5 separate regions of the Homo sapiens genome follow, and regions 1, 2, 4 and 5 are each linked to region 3. The links are chromatin contacts, found by Hi-C or POLR2A ChIA-PET in ENCODE. All regions are on one chromosome and are shown on one strand. Each heading gives the region's core, a stretch centred on a gene start or an enhancer-like site at or near the end of the contact. The rest is flanking DNA. Distances are from core to core; before and after follow the strand shown. Region 1 holds the start of ZNF563 (zinc finger protein 563). Region 2 holds the start of ZNF799 (zinc finger protein 799). Region 3 holds the start of ELOF1 (elongation factor 1). Region 4 has its middle 12 kb from the start of SMARCA4. Region 5 holds the start of TMED1 (transmembrane p24 trafficking protein 1).

Evidence for each region. Hi-C counts contacts between places; a loop is a spot of excess contacts on that map. ChIA-PET counts read pairs that join two places held with the same protein, here RNA polymerase II (POLR2A). Pooled maps may share reads with other maps.
Region 1: a loop to region 3 is called in a pooled map, with 6 times the contacts of the local background. The contact joins the promoter of ZNF563 here to the promoter of ELOF1 in region 3. A Hi-C loop is called at or near these places in 5 of 50 pooled maps. POLR2A ChIA-PET finds 5 or more read pairs at or near these places in 2 of 52 experiments (OCI-LY7 and activated naive CD4-positive, alpha-beta T cell).
Region 2: a pooled map shows a loop between it and region 3 (6-fold over the local background). The contact joins the promoter of ZNF799 here to the promoter of ELOF1 in region 3. A Hi-C loop is called at or near these places in 5 of 50 pooled maps.
Region 4: POLR2A ChIA-PET joins it to region 3 with 12 read pairs in activated CD8-positive, alpha-beta memory T cell. The contact joins the enhancer-like site here to the promoter of ELOF1 in region 3. POLR2A ChIA-PET finds 5 or more read pairs at or near these places in 2 of 52 experiments (WTC11 and activated CD8-positive, alpha-beta memory T cell).
Region 5: a loop to region 3 is called in a pooled map, with 8 times the contacts of the local background. The contact joins the promoter of TMED1 here to the promoter of ELOF1 in region 3. A Hi-C loop is called at or near these places in 7 of 50 pooled maps. POLR2A ChIA-PET finds 5 or more read pairs at or near these places in 3 of 52 experiments (H1, OCI-LY7 and activated B cell).

Annotation. Positions count from the first base shown.
Region 1 is chr19:12,332,062-12,335,064 of GRCh38, forward strand. ZNF563 (zinc finger protein 563) reads right to left here and starts at 1,572. Exons shown (of 4, transcript NM_145276.3): 1 at 1,419-1,572. The coding sequence starts at 1,421. RefSeq lists enhancers at 926-1,035, 1,266-1,525, 1,628-2,493 and a silencer at 1,666-1,805.
Region 2 is chr19:12,399,772-12,402,585 of GRCh38, forward strand. ZNF799 (zinc finger protein 799) reads right to left here and starts at 1,500. Exons shown (of 4, transcript NM_001080821.3): 1 at 1,297-1,500. The coding sequence starts at 1,299. RefSeq lists enhancers at 795-884, 1,605-1,654 and a silencer at 1,115-1,274.
Region 3 is chr19:11,557,331-11,560,493 of GRCh38, forward strand. ELOF1 (elongation factor 1) reads right to left here and starts at 1,900. Exons shown (of 4, transcript NM_032377.4): 1 at 1,861-1,900.
Region 4 is chr19:10,946,999-10,950,176 of GRCh38, forward strand. No RefSeq gene overlaps it. Among named protein-coding and RNA genes, the nearest start is that of SMARCA4, 12 kb to the right of the region's middle. Within about 2 kb of position 1,418, at least 6 of the 41 ENCODE cell types and tissues checked have a DNase peak (open chromatin) inside an H3K27ac peak, as active enhancers do.
Region 5 is chr19:10,834,906-10,837,837 of GRCh38, forward strand. It overlaps TMED1 (transmembrane p24 trafficking protein 1), which reads right to left and starts at 1,307. Exons shown (of 4, transcript NM_006858.4): 1 at 1,104-1,307; 2 at 351-448; 3 at 29-212. The coding sequence starts at 1,286. It also overlaps a transcript of C19orf38 not described here. RefSeq lists enhancers at 1-442, 1,080-1,716, 1,482-1,581.

The DNA.
Region 1 (3,003 bases), core at 322-2,821, 770 kb after region 3:
AGTTAAAATACTGTATTTGTTTGAAATACAGCCTGGGGGACAAAGAGTTCATTATGTTGCTGTGAACTGAGGACAGTGTAGAGTCTTAATTAGGGAAAAGGCTAAGGGGAACAGGGGAAAAGGCTGTTAAATTAAAGTCTTAATTAGGGAAAGGCTAAAGGGAACAGGGGAAAGCAGAAAGATAAAACAAAAAAGCTATAAATCTGCCTATCTTCATGTGCAGAGAATTTAAACAAAAGAGAATGCAGGTAAGTTACGGGTCTAACTTTGTTTTTTTTCTTTTTTCTTTTTTTTTTTTTTTTTGAGACGGAGTCTCTCTCTGTCGCCGGCCCAGACTGGAGTGCAGTGACGTGATCTCAGTTCACTGCAACCTCCGCCTCATGGGTTCAAGCGATTCTCCTGCCTCAGCCTCTCGAGTAGCTGAGATTACAGGCATGTGACACCACGTCTGGCTAATTTTTGTATTTTTAGTAGAGAAGGGGTTTCGCCATCTTGGCCAGGCTGGTCTGGAACTCCTGTACATGTCTAACTTTCTTTATGGCCCAAGACATGGCCTTCTTGCCCAGATAACGCACTTAATTCACAGACTTCCTGCTCACCATCAAACGCCTCAATTTATCAAACACCGGGGCTGACAGAGGAATGCAAGTTAAGCTCCCTGCTGCCTTGGCACTCTGCTGCCTTGGCACTATCAATCAGCCCAAGTTCCATTCTATAAAATCACCCACAAGCCTCTGCTTCTCTCCTGCAGGCTTCCCATGGCCTCCCTTGCGATGGATTTTGCTTCTTTCGCTAATAACTTTACCTACAACTGTCTTAGTAAAAATTATTTTACCCCGGCGTTACCGGCCCAGATAGCAGTCGTTCCCCTGTGACGGAGAGGAAGTCAGCTTTATGAAATGCAGGGCAAAATCTGGAAATCTAGGGATTTACTGCCAGCCCCAGGAGTTAGGGTGAGGGGACAAGATAAGCATTAGACATCTGCCTTCCCAAACCTTTGAAGACTCAGAGGGACACCGGTCCCCTTTAGGAAGAAAACAGAGACTGAGGATCCCACAGATCACAGCTCCTCACAGGCACGAACCCCACACACGAGTGGGGATTCCCTCCATGACCCTTCCGTGACCCTCCCCCAATCCTGGGGAGATGGGGGGCTGCGGGCGAGGAGCTGCCCAGACAGGGCTCCGAGGCCGGGACCGCAGTTGCCGCGCAGGGACCGGATAGGACGCCCGGGGTCCCGGCTGCCAGCTCAGCCTCACTCTGTGGCTGAGGGGACCGAGGGTCGAGCTGCGCCAGGGGGACTCGGGTCCCAGACCCCGGAGCTGACGGCGGGGGAGGCCCACGTTCGCCGCGGCCGGTTCTGGACGGTTCCAACCAGCTCTTTCCCACTTTTGGGACGCCTGACCCTGCACACGCACCATTTCCCGGCTTCCGGGATGTTCCAGGGTCCTCCCTCTGCCTCCCGCTGCCAGTGCGGGTCCCACTGTGACAGAGGCTGCCACAGACGTTCCAGGGCGTCTCTCAGCGACTGAGGCTACACAGACGTTCCAGGGCGTCTCTCAGCGAGCGACTGAGTCTAGAGCTGAGCGCAGGGGCGTGAAGACGCCGCGGGCTCTTTGAACCTGGCACCCTACTGCCAGCCGTGCGCCTGATTGACAGTTCTCACGACCCCGCCCCATAGCTCTGATTGGATAGGGCTCCAGGTCCCGCCCCCTGGGCACTGAGTGACAGAAGAAGCGATCACACAGTGCTGAGTCGAGCGGGATGAACGAGTTCCAGGCACAGCCCTTGACAGGGCAGGCTTCCTCCCTGTGCTGTCCTGATCCCTCCCAGGGAACATTTGCATTTATGCAGAATTACCTGCCCGTACTCAGCAGGCCCTTACTGCCTTTTCCTCCTGGAGAAGGAGTCACAAGTGTTTTGCAGGGAATCCCAGACTCACAGTCCAGTGGAGCCATTCCCCTGGCCTCAGAGCAGAGGGGAGCCCAAGGCCACACAGGCCACACTGCAGCAGGAGGGTGGCCTGATGTCCACCGGGCATCAGGATTTGAGGATGAGACTCTTGGCGGCAAGGTTAAGCCTTCCTCTCTCACCTTGCCTCTCAATCTGCTCATTTTCAGCCAAGGAAATAAAAACAAGTCAAGAACGGTATTAAAATATCAAATGTGTGGAAGAACTGAAATCACACGGCAGCAATAAATGAATGAATGAATCAAAACAAAAATACAACAGGAAAAAAAAAGCAAAAACTTGAACTAGTGCAGATAAGCAGCCTGCTGCCCTCATACTTCAGCAAACGTCCCATTCAGGAGGCTAAACATATGCCCAAACTTGGCAGCCACTCTTAACTGTTGAAATGGAACCCCAGAGTGAACCAAAACCTGGTGATGAGACTGGGACACTGAAGGATTTGACTCTGGGAGCTCAACATACTTCCCTGTGCCCTCTGCAGAGTGTGGAAATGCCCCCACCGTCAAGATGTGCATTTTCACCAACAGGAAAGTTTCATGTAAAGTTAGTTTAAGGGCCCGGGGCGGTGGCTCACGCCTGCAATCCCAGCACTTTGGGAGGCCGAGGCGGGTGAATCACCTGAGGTCACCAGTTGGAGACCAGCCTGGCCAACATGGTGAAACCACATCTCTACTAAAAATACAAAAATTAGCTGGGCATGGTGGCGGGCACCTGTAATCCCAGCTACTCGGGAGGCTGAGGCAGGAGAATCACTTGAACCTGGGAGGCGGAGGTTGCAGTGAGCCGAGATCGTGCCACGGCATTCCAGCCTGGGTGACAGAGTGAGACCTGGTCTCAAAAAAAAAAAAAAAAAAAAAAAAAAGGTTACTTTAAGGTACTGACCTACATAAACTGTCAAATTCATAAACCCTTTACCCAGATTTTCCTAACACATAAATGGTAAATTCTGATTCTATGTGCAGCTTCGTGCTACGTGGAGGCGTGCGCAGGCTGCTGAGGAAGCACCAAAGGGGGCTCCATTTCTCTCCCTTT
Region 2 (2,814 bases), core at 250-2,749, 840 kb after region 3:
TAGCTGCGACTACAGGTGCCAGCTACCAAGCCCAGCTAATTTTATTATTATCATTTATACTAGAGACAAGGTCTTGCCATGTTGCCCAGGCTGGTCTGGAACTACTAAGATTAAGCAATACCTCTGCCTTAGCCTCCCAAGGTGCTGGAATTACAGGAATGACCCACCGTGTTCAGGAACCCAAAATAATTCTTTCAAGAAAAAGCCATACATTGCTAGCTGAAAACAAGATGACAAACTAGTGAAATATCGCCTGGGGGCCAAACAGTTCATACCGTTGCTGTGAATTAAGGACAGAAGGTTAGCCTGGGGAAGTCTCTGGAAACCAAGAGATTTGCTGCCAGCCCTAGGAGGAGTCAGGATGAGAGAACACAGTGGTGGATTTGAGACCCTGCTAACCACATCTTTGGAAGACTCAGAGGGGAAACGGTCGCCCTTGGAAAGAAAGAAGGGACTGAGGACCACGGAGACCACAGCTCCTCCCACACACAAACCCCACACACGAGTCTGGATTCCACCTGGTGACTCGTCGTCACCGTGCAGCCTCCTCACCGGGTTCACAGGAACTGCGAGCCAGGCTGGAGGCGAGATTGCAGTTAGATATTAACCAGGTGCCCTCAGCCCCGCTGCCTCAAGGGGCCGCCTCCCTGAGAGTCAGGTCACAGCAGACGCTGACCGCCGGCTTCCCCATTGTGCCTGGGGATAAGATCTCTGAGAACTGCTCAAGAGTCGCCGGAGTTCTCAGATCCTGAATCCCAGCAAAGGCTGGCGCCAATCAGGTTGAAGTCCCAACGAGGGAGCCCATTCAGCAGAATGCGGTTTCTTCACCTCCTGTCCCAGGATTCACCCCTCACTTCCCCACCAACCAACGACCCTACACCCAGCCGCCCCCGTCCAGACCCCAAATCCCTCAGGGAGGCGGATCTGGGGTGTCCTCCCCTCTCTGGCTATTAAACTGTTTCTGCTGCAGCCCTCAGCGTCTCGGTGCAGTGAGTCGGGCCGCGAACCTGTGTTGCTTACAGCCGCACAATCTCGGGAGACGCGAGGCTGCGGGCGCGGAGCTGCCCAGAGAGGGCGCCGGGGCCGCAGTCGCCGCGCAGGAACGGGACAGGACGCCCGGGGTCCCGGCTGCATGCCCAGCCCCACCCTGCGGCCGAGGGCCGACCTACGCCAGGGGAACCCGGGTCCGTAGATCCCGGAGTAGCCCTTGGGGAGGCCCGGGTCCAGCCACAGCCGATTACTGCAGGTTCCACCCAGCCCCTCCCCCGCCTCGGGACGCCGGCCCAGCACACGCACCATTTCCCGACTTCCGCGGTGTCCCAGGTCCTCCGGACGGCTCCCGCTGCCAATGCGGGTTCCCGCGGGACACAGGCTGCCACGGAACTTCCAGGTCGTCTCTTAGCTACAGAGCCGAGCACCGAGCGCCCAGCGCAGGTGGGTGGAGAAGACGCCGCGGGCTTTTTCAACCACACACTCCTCTGGGAAGCGCGCCTGATTGACAGTTCCCACGAACCCGCCCCACGGCCCTTACTGGATACGGCGTCAGGTGCCGCCCCTCGTGGACTGATTGACAGAAGAAGCGATCTTGCACAGCTGAGTGGAGCCAGATGAGCAAGTTCCTGACACAGCCCTTGGCAGGGCGGGCTTCCTCCCTGCTCTTTGATCTGAATCCTCCCGAGGGATATTTGCACTTAAGCGGAATTTCCTGCCTGTACTCAATAGGACCTCCTGCTTCTTCCTCCTGTACACTGACTGACAAAACAATTATACTTTTTTTTTTTTTTTTTTTTTTTTTTCCGAGAGAGAGAGAGAGAGAGAGAGAGAGAGAGGGAGTCTTGCTCCGTGGCTCAGGCTAGAGTGCAATGGTGCGAGGCTCACTGCGACCTCCGCCTCCTAGGTGGGTTCAAACAATTCTGCCTCAGCCTCCCGAGTAGCTGGGATTACAGGTGCGCGCCACCACACCCGGCTAATTTTTGTATGTTTTAGTAGAGGCCGGGTTTCACCATGTTGGCCAGGCTGGTCTCGAACTCCTGACCTCGTGATCCGCCCACCTTGGCCTCCCAAAGTTCTGGGATTAGAGACGTGAGCCATCGCGCCTGGCTCCAATTATACTCTTTTTCAATGAAATTTTTCAAAATATTTCAATGTACAATTAAATTATTTTTTACTATAGTCACTCTGTTGTGCTAGCAAATACTAGGTCTTATTCATTCTTTGTAACTATTTTTTATACCTATTAACCATCCCCACTTCCCCCATAACTACTCCTCGCTACTACTTTTCCCAGCCTGTGGTAACCATCCTTCTACACGTTTTTGGTTGTTTGAGATGGGGTCTTGCTCTGTTGCCTAGGCTGGAGTGCAGTGGGGCCATCATGGCTCACTGCAACCTCTACCTCCCAAGCTCAAGCAATCCTCCCACCTCAGCCTCTCAAGTAGCTTCAGATTGTTCACTGTTGGCATATAAAAATGTTACTGATTTTTGTATGTTAATATTGTATCCTGCAACTTTACTGAATTTATTTCTCAGTTCTAATACTTTTTTGGTGGAGTCTTTAGGTATTTCCAGATATAAGATCATATTATATGCAAACCAGGATAATTTGACTTCTTCCTTTCCTTCCCAATATAGATGCCCTTTATTTCTTTTTTTTTTTTTTTTTGGACTTATTGCTCTAGCTGGGACTTCGAGTACTGTGCTGAACAACAGTGGTAAAAGTGGGCATTCTTATTGTGTTCCAGATCTTACAGGAAAGGCTTTCAGTTTTTCCTCATTCATTATCATGCTAGCTGTGGGTCTGCCATATATGGCTTT
Region 3 (3,163 bases), core at 650-3,149:
CACGTTTATAATCCCAGCACTTTGGGAGGCCAAGGTGGGCAGATCACTTGAGGTTAGGAGTTGGAGACCAGCCTGGCCAACATGGTGAAACCCCATTTCTACTAAAAATACAAAAATTAGCTGGGCGTGGTGGCACATGCCTGTAATCCCAGCTAATAGAGAGGCTGAGGCAGGAGAATCGCTTGAACCTGGGAGTCGGAGGTTTCAGTGAGCTGAGATTGTGCCACCGCACTCCAGCCTGGGCAACAGAGCAAAACTTCATCTAAAAAAAAAAAAAAAAAAGGCTGAGTGCAGTGGTTCACGCCTGTAATCCCAGCACTTTGGGAGGCCGAGGTGGGCAGATCACGAGGTCAGGAGTTCGAGACCAGCCTGACCAACATGGTGAAACCCCATCTCTACTAAAAATACAAAAATTAGCCAGGCATGGTGGTGCACGCCTGTAATCCCAGCTACTCGGGAGGCTGAGGCAGGAGAATCACTTGAACCTGGGAGGCGGAGGTTGCAGTGAGCCGAGGCACTCCAGCCTGGGCAACAGAGCAAAAAGCCCATGAGTTTAATTGTTGGATCCTCTCCTTTCTGGCTATACTCACCACATGAAGATTTCACCCAGTCTTAGGGCTTCATGCCTACTCTACACTGAGGCCACCTGCTTCTCCAGCCTTGAGTCTGAACTGCAGACTCTGATCTATCTGCCTCAGCCACACCTCCACCTGATGTCTAACTTCCACCTAAGATTAAACATATCATGTCCAAAACCAAGCCCCTGACATTGCAACCTGCTCTTCCAGTCTTCCTCATCTCAGCTAACAGCAATTCCATCTTTCCGGATAATCAAATCAGAAACCTTGGATTCATCCTCAATGTCTTTTTCCCTCACACATTCCTTATGCGATCCTCCCCCTGCCCCTCTACCTCTGAAATATAAATTAGCCGCGGCACCACGCCCAGCTAATTTTTGTATTTTTTGTAGAGACAGGGACCCACCATGTTGCCCAGCCTGGTCTGGAACTCCTGGGCTCAAGAGATACTCCCGCCTCGGCCTCCCAAAGTGCTGGCGTTACAAGCATGAGCCACCGTGCCCAGCAATAACCATTACTGAATAAATCACTCAATCAGTTTGCTTGTAACTCTATCACTTTGGGACGTCACGCCCGTAATCTCATCACTTTGGGAGGCCCAGGTGGGAAGATCGCTTGAAGCCAGGAGTTCCAGACCAGCCTGGGAAACAGAGTGAGACCCTTCATCTCTACAAAATTACAAAAATTAGCCTTGAGTCTGTAGTCCCAGCTACTCGGCAAGCTGAAGTGGGAAGCTTGCGCCCAGGAGGTCGAGGCTGCAATGAGCTATGATCGCGCCACTGCACTCCAGCCTCGGCGACACAGCAAGACTCACTCTCAAAAAAAAAAAAAAAAGTCCAAACAAAATCTACGGATGAGCCCCAGAAGCTCATTTTGCCCAGGGACTACAGTCTCCCCATCCCATGAATGGGGTCTGGCTTGCACAAGGAATGCAGAGGCCTCAGCCTGTCCTGTGACAACGTTAAGTCCAAGAGCGCCAAAAGGGGATGGCAGAGGAGTCATCCCCCGAATCTGCTGGTACCCAAGAGGTGGGGGGTTGGCTGTTCCTCCAGACTCACTAAAGCTTCGGCATCGCCTCCCGACGGCCGCCGGGAGGAGCCAGGCGTCCCGGTAGTCGCGCTTGGAAGGATGGGGTCGGGGGGAGTCAGTCTCCCCGACCGGCTTTCCCCCAAGCTCGAGGTCCCAGGAGCCTCCTCCAGGACCCCGTAAACGCACGGAGTAGAGGAACTTCCAGTCCTGCCCACCCCCAACGCCCACTCGCACGAGCCGCACCAGCACTCACCTTCTCCAGCTGCGAAAGCTCCGTTCACCCGGGAGATAGTGACTTCCGACTCCTGCCGGAAGCGGAAACCCCTCTCCTACTTTCAGGTCCCGGCCACCCCCATCCCGGACAGCCCAGCAAATAGGCCCTGCCTCCTTCGCCGCTCCTCTGAGCGCACGCGTACTCAAATAGCAGCGCTCCGACGGAGACGCAGTGCGCCTGCGCAAGAGCCGGTGCGTATTTGCCTGTACCTACGCGCGATGCCAGTACTTCTGGTCAGTTTCCAGGAGCGGCAAGTGAGGAATATGAAATAACCTTATGGCTGAATCAGGGTGAAGGGGAAGCTTGTAAGCATGGAAGACGCTCTACTCAAACTAAAAAGTTCAAGTTCTGATCCAGCAGATGAAGAGGGAGGCCTGAGAGGCTGCTGTTCTAACTCGCTCCCAGGTGACTTCCATGCTGCTGATCCGCAGACCACATTTTGAGTGCCCAGATTGTAGTAGATGAGGTTGAGTGGACAGGCTGGGGCCAGATTCCATGGAGCCTCGTGGGCCGTGTTAAGGATTTTTATTTTTTATTTTTGTTTTATTTTATTTTATTTTTTTGAGACGGAGTCTCACTTTGTCGCCCAGGCTGGAGTGCAGTGGCTCGATTTCGGCCCACTGCAACCTCCGCCTCCCAGGTTCAAGTGATTCTCCTACCTCAGCCTCCCGAGTAGCTGGGATTACAGGCGCCGGTCACCGCGCCCGGCTAATTTTTGTAGTTTTTTTTTTTTTTTTTTTTTTGAGTAGGGATGGGGTCTCACCATCTTGGCCAGGCTGGTCTTGAACTCCTGACCTCGTGATCCACCCGCCTCGGCCTCCCAAAGTGCTGGGATTACAGGCGCGATCCACCCGCCTCGGTCTCCCAAAGTGCTGGGATTACAGGCGTGAGCCACCGCGCCCGGCCAAGGACTTTTATTGGTTTTTATTTTTGGTTTTGTTTTTTTCTGAGACAGGGTTTCGCTCCGTCGCCCAGGCTGGAGTGCAGTGACGCCATATGGGCTCACTGCAACCTTAGCCTCCCGGGTTCAAGCGATCCTCCTGCCTCAGCCTCTTAAGTAGCTGTGATTACAGGTGCGCACTACCATGCCTGGCTAATTTTTGTATTTTTAGTAGAGATGGGGTTTCACCATGTTGGTCAGGCTGGTCTCGAACTCCTGACCTCAAGTGATCCATCCACCTCGGCCTCTCAAATTGTTGGGATTACAGGCATGAGCCACCACACCTGGCCTGAAAAAGATATTTCAAGATGGAGAGAGAGAGGGGTTAGCTGTGTCACGTGT
Region 4 (3,178 bases), core at 168-2,667, 610 kb before region 3:
CTCAAGCAGGGGAAATTTTGACCTCCCTGGAAATATTTCACAATATCTGGAGACATTTCTAGTTGTCAGAACTGGAGGAGGGGTGTTACTGGGACTAATGAGCTGCTAAACATTCTACCATGTACAGGAAATCCCCCTCAACCAAGAAGTAACTAAGCCAAAATGCCTATAATGCCAACATTAAAATTCCTGGAATAGCTCTTTTAGTTCGCAGCAGGAGGGTAGACTACACAACCTGGTTTGCTATCAGATCAAACAAACAAAAATCTTCATAATCAGAAATTAAAATATTTGGCCAGACACGGTGGCTCAGGCCTGTAATCTCAGCACTTTGAGAGTCTGAGGCAGGAGGATCACTTAAGCTGAGGAATTTGAGACCAGCCTGGACAGCATAATGAGACCCCTCTCTACAAGAAAATTAAGAAAAAAGGCTGGGCACAGTGCCTCACGCCTCTAATCCCAGCACTTTGGCAGGCTGAGGCAGGCGGATCACCTGAGGTCAGGAGTTTGACATCAACCTGGCCAACATGGCAAAACCCTGTCTCTACTGAAAATACAAAAATTAGCCGGGTATGGTGGGGGGCACCAAATAATCCCACCTACTTGGAGGCCGAGGCAGGAGAACCACTTGAACCTGAGACACAGTGGTTGCAGTGAGCCACTGCACTCCAGCCTGGGTAACAGAATGAGACTCCATCCCAAAAAAGAAAAAAAGAAAATTAAGAAAAAAAAAATGTCATTAACATTCCAGTACTGGCCGGGCCTGGTGGCTCATGCCTGTAATCCCATCACTTTGGAAGGCCGAGGTATAGATATAAGGATCACCTGAGGTCAGGAGTTCGAGACCAGCCTGGTCAACATGGTGACACCTTGTCTCTACTAAAAATACAAAAATTAGCCAGGCGTGGTGGTGGGCACCTGTAATCCCAGTTACTCTGGGGGCTGAGGCAGGAGAATCGCTGGAGCCTGGGAGGCACAGGTTGCGGTGAGACGAGATCACACCATTGTACTCCAGTGTGGGTGAAAGAGTGAGACCCTACATCAAAAAAAAAAAAAAAAAAAAAAAAAAAAAAAGGCCAGGCGCAGTGGCTCATGCCTGCAATCCCAGCACTTTCAGAGGCCGAGGCGGGCAGATCACAAGGTCAGGAGATTGAGACCATCCTGGCTAACACGGTGAAACCCTGTCTTTTCTAAAAATACAAAAAATTAGCCAGGCGTGGTGGCAGGCGCCTGTAGTCCCAGCTACTCAGGAGGCTGAGGCAGGAGAATGGCGTGAACCCAGGAGGTGGAGCTTGCAGTAAACCAAGATTGCACCACTGTACTCCAGCCTGGGTGACAGAGCGAGACTCCATCTCAAAAAAAAAAAAAAAAAAGGAAAACCAGATTTGGCACCCCAAAAGAACAGCTTTTCTTCCAAGTGAGGCCTCTTGGCAGTAATTCCCACGCCTGCTGGCTGACTCACTGCCACCTGGTGCCTTCCTAATTCCATTCTGTCACGTGGAACACGAAACTAATCTCAGAAGGTCCCACGATGTGAGTCCATGACAAGCACCTCCGCGTCCCCTCGCTTTGGAAATAGCCCAGAAATACAGAAGCCATATATATTTTTCTTTTTTCTATTTGAGACACAATCTCACTCTGTCGCCCAGGCTGGAGTGCCATGGTGCGATCTCGGCTCACTGCAACCTCTGCCTCCTGGGTTCAAGTGATTCTTATGTTTCAGCCTCCCGAGTAGCTGGGACTACAGGCACGCTGCCACCATGCCAGCTAATTTCTGTATTTTTAGCAGAGACGGGATTTCACCATGTTGGCCAGGCTGGTCTCGAACTCCTAACCTCGGGTGATCTGCCCACCTCAGCCTCCCAAAGTTCTAGGATTACAGGCTTGAGCCCCCACACCTGGCCCAGAATCCATGTTCTTAATCAGATGAAATCAGTCTCTTAAATTTCCCAGGGCGACCCGATCAGCAGTCAATTCTCAGTTAACTGGGGCTGATTCTTTTCGTTTGAAGATTTCTCACATCTCTCAGCTGGCACCTGAAACTGATCACAAGGACCTAGGCAGAGTTCAGTGGTGGATAGCTGGGTGGCCTGGAGTATTGCTGTTTATGACTTTTTAAAAAATTCTGCAGGCTGGGTGCAGTGGCTCACACCTGTAATCCCAGCACTTTGGGAGGGCAAGGCAGGTGGATCACCTGAGGTCAGGAGTCTGAGACCAGCCTGACCAACATGGTGAAACCCCATCTCTACTAATAATACAAAAATTATCTCGGTGTGGTGGCACGTGTCTGTAATCCCAGCTACTCAGGAGGCTGAGGCAGGAGAATCGCTTGAACCTGGGAGGTGGAGGGTGCAGTGAGCCAAGATCTCGACACTGCACTCCAGCCTGGGCGACAGAGTGAGACTCTGTCTCAAAAAACAAGAAACAAACAAACAAAAAAATTGTGGTAAAGCTGGGCATGGTGGCTCACGCCTATAAAATCCCAGCACTTTGGGAGGCCAAGGCAGGCGGATCACCTGAGGTCAGGAGTTCGAGACCAGCCTGGCCAACATGGTGAAACCTTGTCTCTTCTAAAAATACAAAAAAAAAAAAAAAAAAGCTCTGTCATTGTGGCATGCACCTGTAATCCCAGCTACTCGGGAGGCTGAGGCAGGAGAGTAGCTTGAACCCGGGAGGTGGAGGTTGCAGTGAGCTGAGATTGCGCCACTGCACTCCAGCCTGGGCGACAGGGCAAGACTCCGTCTCACAAAAACAAAAAAAAAAAAAAAAAGAAGAAGGCCGGGCGCAGTGGTTCAGGCCTGTAATCCCAGCACTTTGGGAGGCAGAGGCGGGCAGATCACGAGGTCAGGAGATCGAGACCATCCTCGCTAATATGGTGAAACCCCGTCTCTACTAAAAAAAAAAAATACAAAAAGATTACCCGGGTGTGTGGTGGGCGCCTCTAGTCCCAGGTACTCAGGAGGCTGAGGCAGGAGAATGGCGTGAACCCGGGAGGCAGAGCTTGCAGTGAGCCAAGATCGCGCCACTGCACTCCATCCTGGGCGACAGAGTGAGACTCCATCTCAGGAAAAAAAAAAAAAAAAAGGCTGGGTACGGTGGCTCATGTCTGTAATCCTAGCACTTTGGGAGGCCAAGGCAGGAGGACCACTTGAGCCCAGGTGTTTGAGACCAGCCTGGG
Region 5 (2,932 bases), core at 57-2,556, 720 kb before region 3:
GAGTGGCCCCAGCGCAGCCTGGACACACCTTGATGTCCTCCATTTTAACATCCAGCATCTCCTCGGGCTCCACAGCCTCTGCCCATCCTTCGACCTCCTCGTCATCCTGGAGGCTGTCAAAGATCAGTTCAAAGAACACCAGCTTCTCGGAGATGGTGCTGAAGGAGTTGTCAAAGCACAGCTTGTAGTCCCCGGCCTCCGTTGGCTCCACCCTGGGCAGACAGACACACAGACATGACCCAGGGTGGCCAGCCAGCCGACTCAGCGGGGCAGTCAGGGCGGTAACCTGAGGCCGCCTGGGAAGGGCAGGGCTGTAACTGAACCCAGGCAGGCATCAAGACTGAACTCACGTGTGTACCCCATCAGCCTTGCGGGACTCGCTGACCAACAGCACGCCCTGAGGGCTCTCCAGCGTGAAGTCCACGTCCAGTCCAGCACCTCCGATCACCTGGGGGGCAGGTAAGAGCGGGTGGAGGGCTAGCGGTAGGCCAAGGGCGCCTGCCGAAGAGGGCTACGGCTGAACCAACACTGATCAATACAGACCACCAAGGGCTTACCTGAACGGCGGCACACCCACACCCGCCCCAACCTGTCCCAGTGGCTGCGCCCCTTGCCTCCACCCTCATTGATATGACAGCTTGGGGTCCATACTTTCAGCTGACCACGCACCTACCAAAAGTACTTAATGGACGTTTACCTGACCACGCCCCTGGTTGGCTCCGCCTCCGAAAGAGGATAGGCCCAGCCTTTTTCCTTAGTCTAACCCCCGAGAAAGGCCTGTGTGGGCAACGCCCCCGCAGTTGACCTATCAGCACTATCGCCACGCCCACCAGCCAGAGTCCTGTCCTCTCAGAGGCTCCCTATACTTATCGATGGCCCCGCCCCCTCTGGATCTCTTACTCTAGCCCCGCCTGCTTCATTACTCCCTCCCCTTCCGCTCCCACACACCGTCCCCGCCCCATCTGTCCATCTCTTTCTAGCTCCGCCCCCGCGCTCCCAAGCACGGATTCCTCCCCCTTCCTCCTAAAGCGCGCCTCGCCTCGACCGCTTGGCCACGCCCCCTCTCCCTGACTCTGCTGGCCGCCCAGCCCGCGACCCTCTACCTGGTATTCGGTCTCGAGGCTTGCGTTGGCCGGCGCGGACTGGTAGAAACACTGCTTCCTCCCCGCCGGCAACAGGAACGTGAACTCACCGTCCTGGATTGGCGGGGGCCCCGCCCCTCCCACCTCCACTGGTGGCATTAGTAGCCACAAGGCCAGGGCTAGGGCCGCGCCGGCCGCCATCATCCGGGTCACCCTCTGGTCTGCAAAGGGGTCGCGGCTCCTTTAAGCGCTAGCCCTGCCCCGGTGCTACTCGGCGGAGCTCATTGGCAGTGGCTTCTGTATGTTGTCCGTAACCAGAGGTGCCAGGAGTGAAGGACCCCCCCACTAGAGGGCAGGCGGCCCGAATGAATGCCTGATGTGCCCAGAAACACTCAACCGTCTGGGAATATTTTTCTCAAAGGCTTCGGCTCTCTTCTCGGCCGCTGGTGGAGGAAAATTACAAAAATAAGTGCCATGATGGCGCATCTTTTGTAGGCAGTAGCTAAGACAACTAAAGTTACAGGCGGCAGGGTCCTTTTTAGTCACCTCCACGTGGTTTTCCCAGAGTGCGCCGCGCGTGACAACCTTTGGCGGGACCGACGTGGTGGAGTGGACCCAAAAATAGCGTCTAGGCGTGGCCCTGTACGCGACCCGTAGGGCTCGCCTATAAAAGGGCTGGGGCGGGGCGGAGATACCTGTGGCGTCGTGTTTTGCTTGCTCTGTGAGCGTGGTCCAGGTTCGACGCCTTTTGCGCCTTAGAGGCATCAGCGTATCAGTTTCCTCGTAAGTCGGGAGTGATGGAACGACCACCCTGTAGTGCGGCTGTGAGAATTGAGATGAGGCTTGGTTCATATTGAGTGCTCAGCTTTCCTGGCTTATAGACAGTGGAGGGGCGTGGCCCCACCATGCACCCCAAGGGTCTCAGACTCAAGGGCCAGCAGGTAAATAGAGCCATTACAGTAGCCTCGGGTCAGAAAAACGACAGCCCAGGTAGGAAGAGATAAGGACAGTGTGGGACTGGGAGCCACGTTGCCTGGTTCAGCTCCTGCCCCACCCATTACTTGAGGCATTCCCTCTGTTGAGCCTCAGTTTCCTCTTCTGCAAAATGGGGATAATAGGCCTACGCTACTGGGCTGTCTTTAGGATACGTGAAATGCTTGTTGAGTGCTTGCTTCCGCAGTGCGTGGGACATCACAGGCCCTCAGTAAATAATAATCTGTTATTTGGTTCCCGTCTAAACATAAACTGTGTACAGGGAGATGTTTAGTCTTCAAAGATAAACCCGGAAAAGGTTGGCAGGTGATGACAAAGATCCCTCAAATACAGCTGGCTGTTGTCAGCACTTTCCTGCATTTGGAGAATTTGGGGAAGTAGCTCTTTGTAATATCAGTTTGGTATTCCTTTTCACTCCAACTTTTTCTATCATTTACACTCACTGCTTGGACAATTTGAAGTAACAGTGGAGAACGGGTGACTCCTTTTCTTTTTTTTCTTTTTTTTTTTAATTTTTTTTTCCTTTTTTTTTTTTTTTTTTTTTGAGACAGAGTCTCCCTCTGTTGCCCAGGCTAGAGTGCAGTGGCGCGATCTCGACTCACTGCAACCTCCGTCTCCTGGGGTTCCAGCGATCCTCCTGCCTCAGCCTTCCGAGTAGCTGAGACTACAGGCACGTGCCACCACACCTGGCTAATTTTTTGTATTTTTAGTAGAGAGGGGGTTTCACCATGTTAGCCAGGATGGTCTCGATATCCTGACCTTCTGTTCCATCCACCTCGGCCTCCCAAAGTGCTGGGATTGTAGGCGTGAGCCACTGCACCCGGCCGGATTTTTTTTAGGACAGGGTCTTGCTCTGT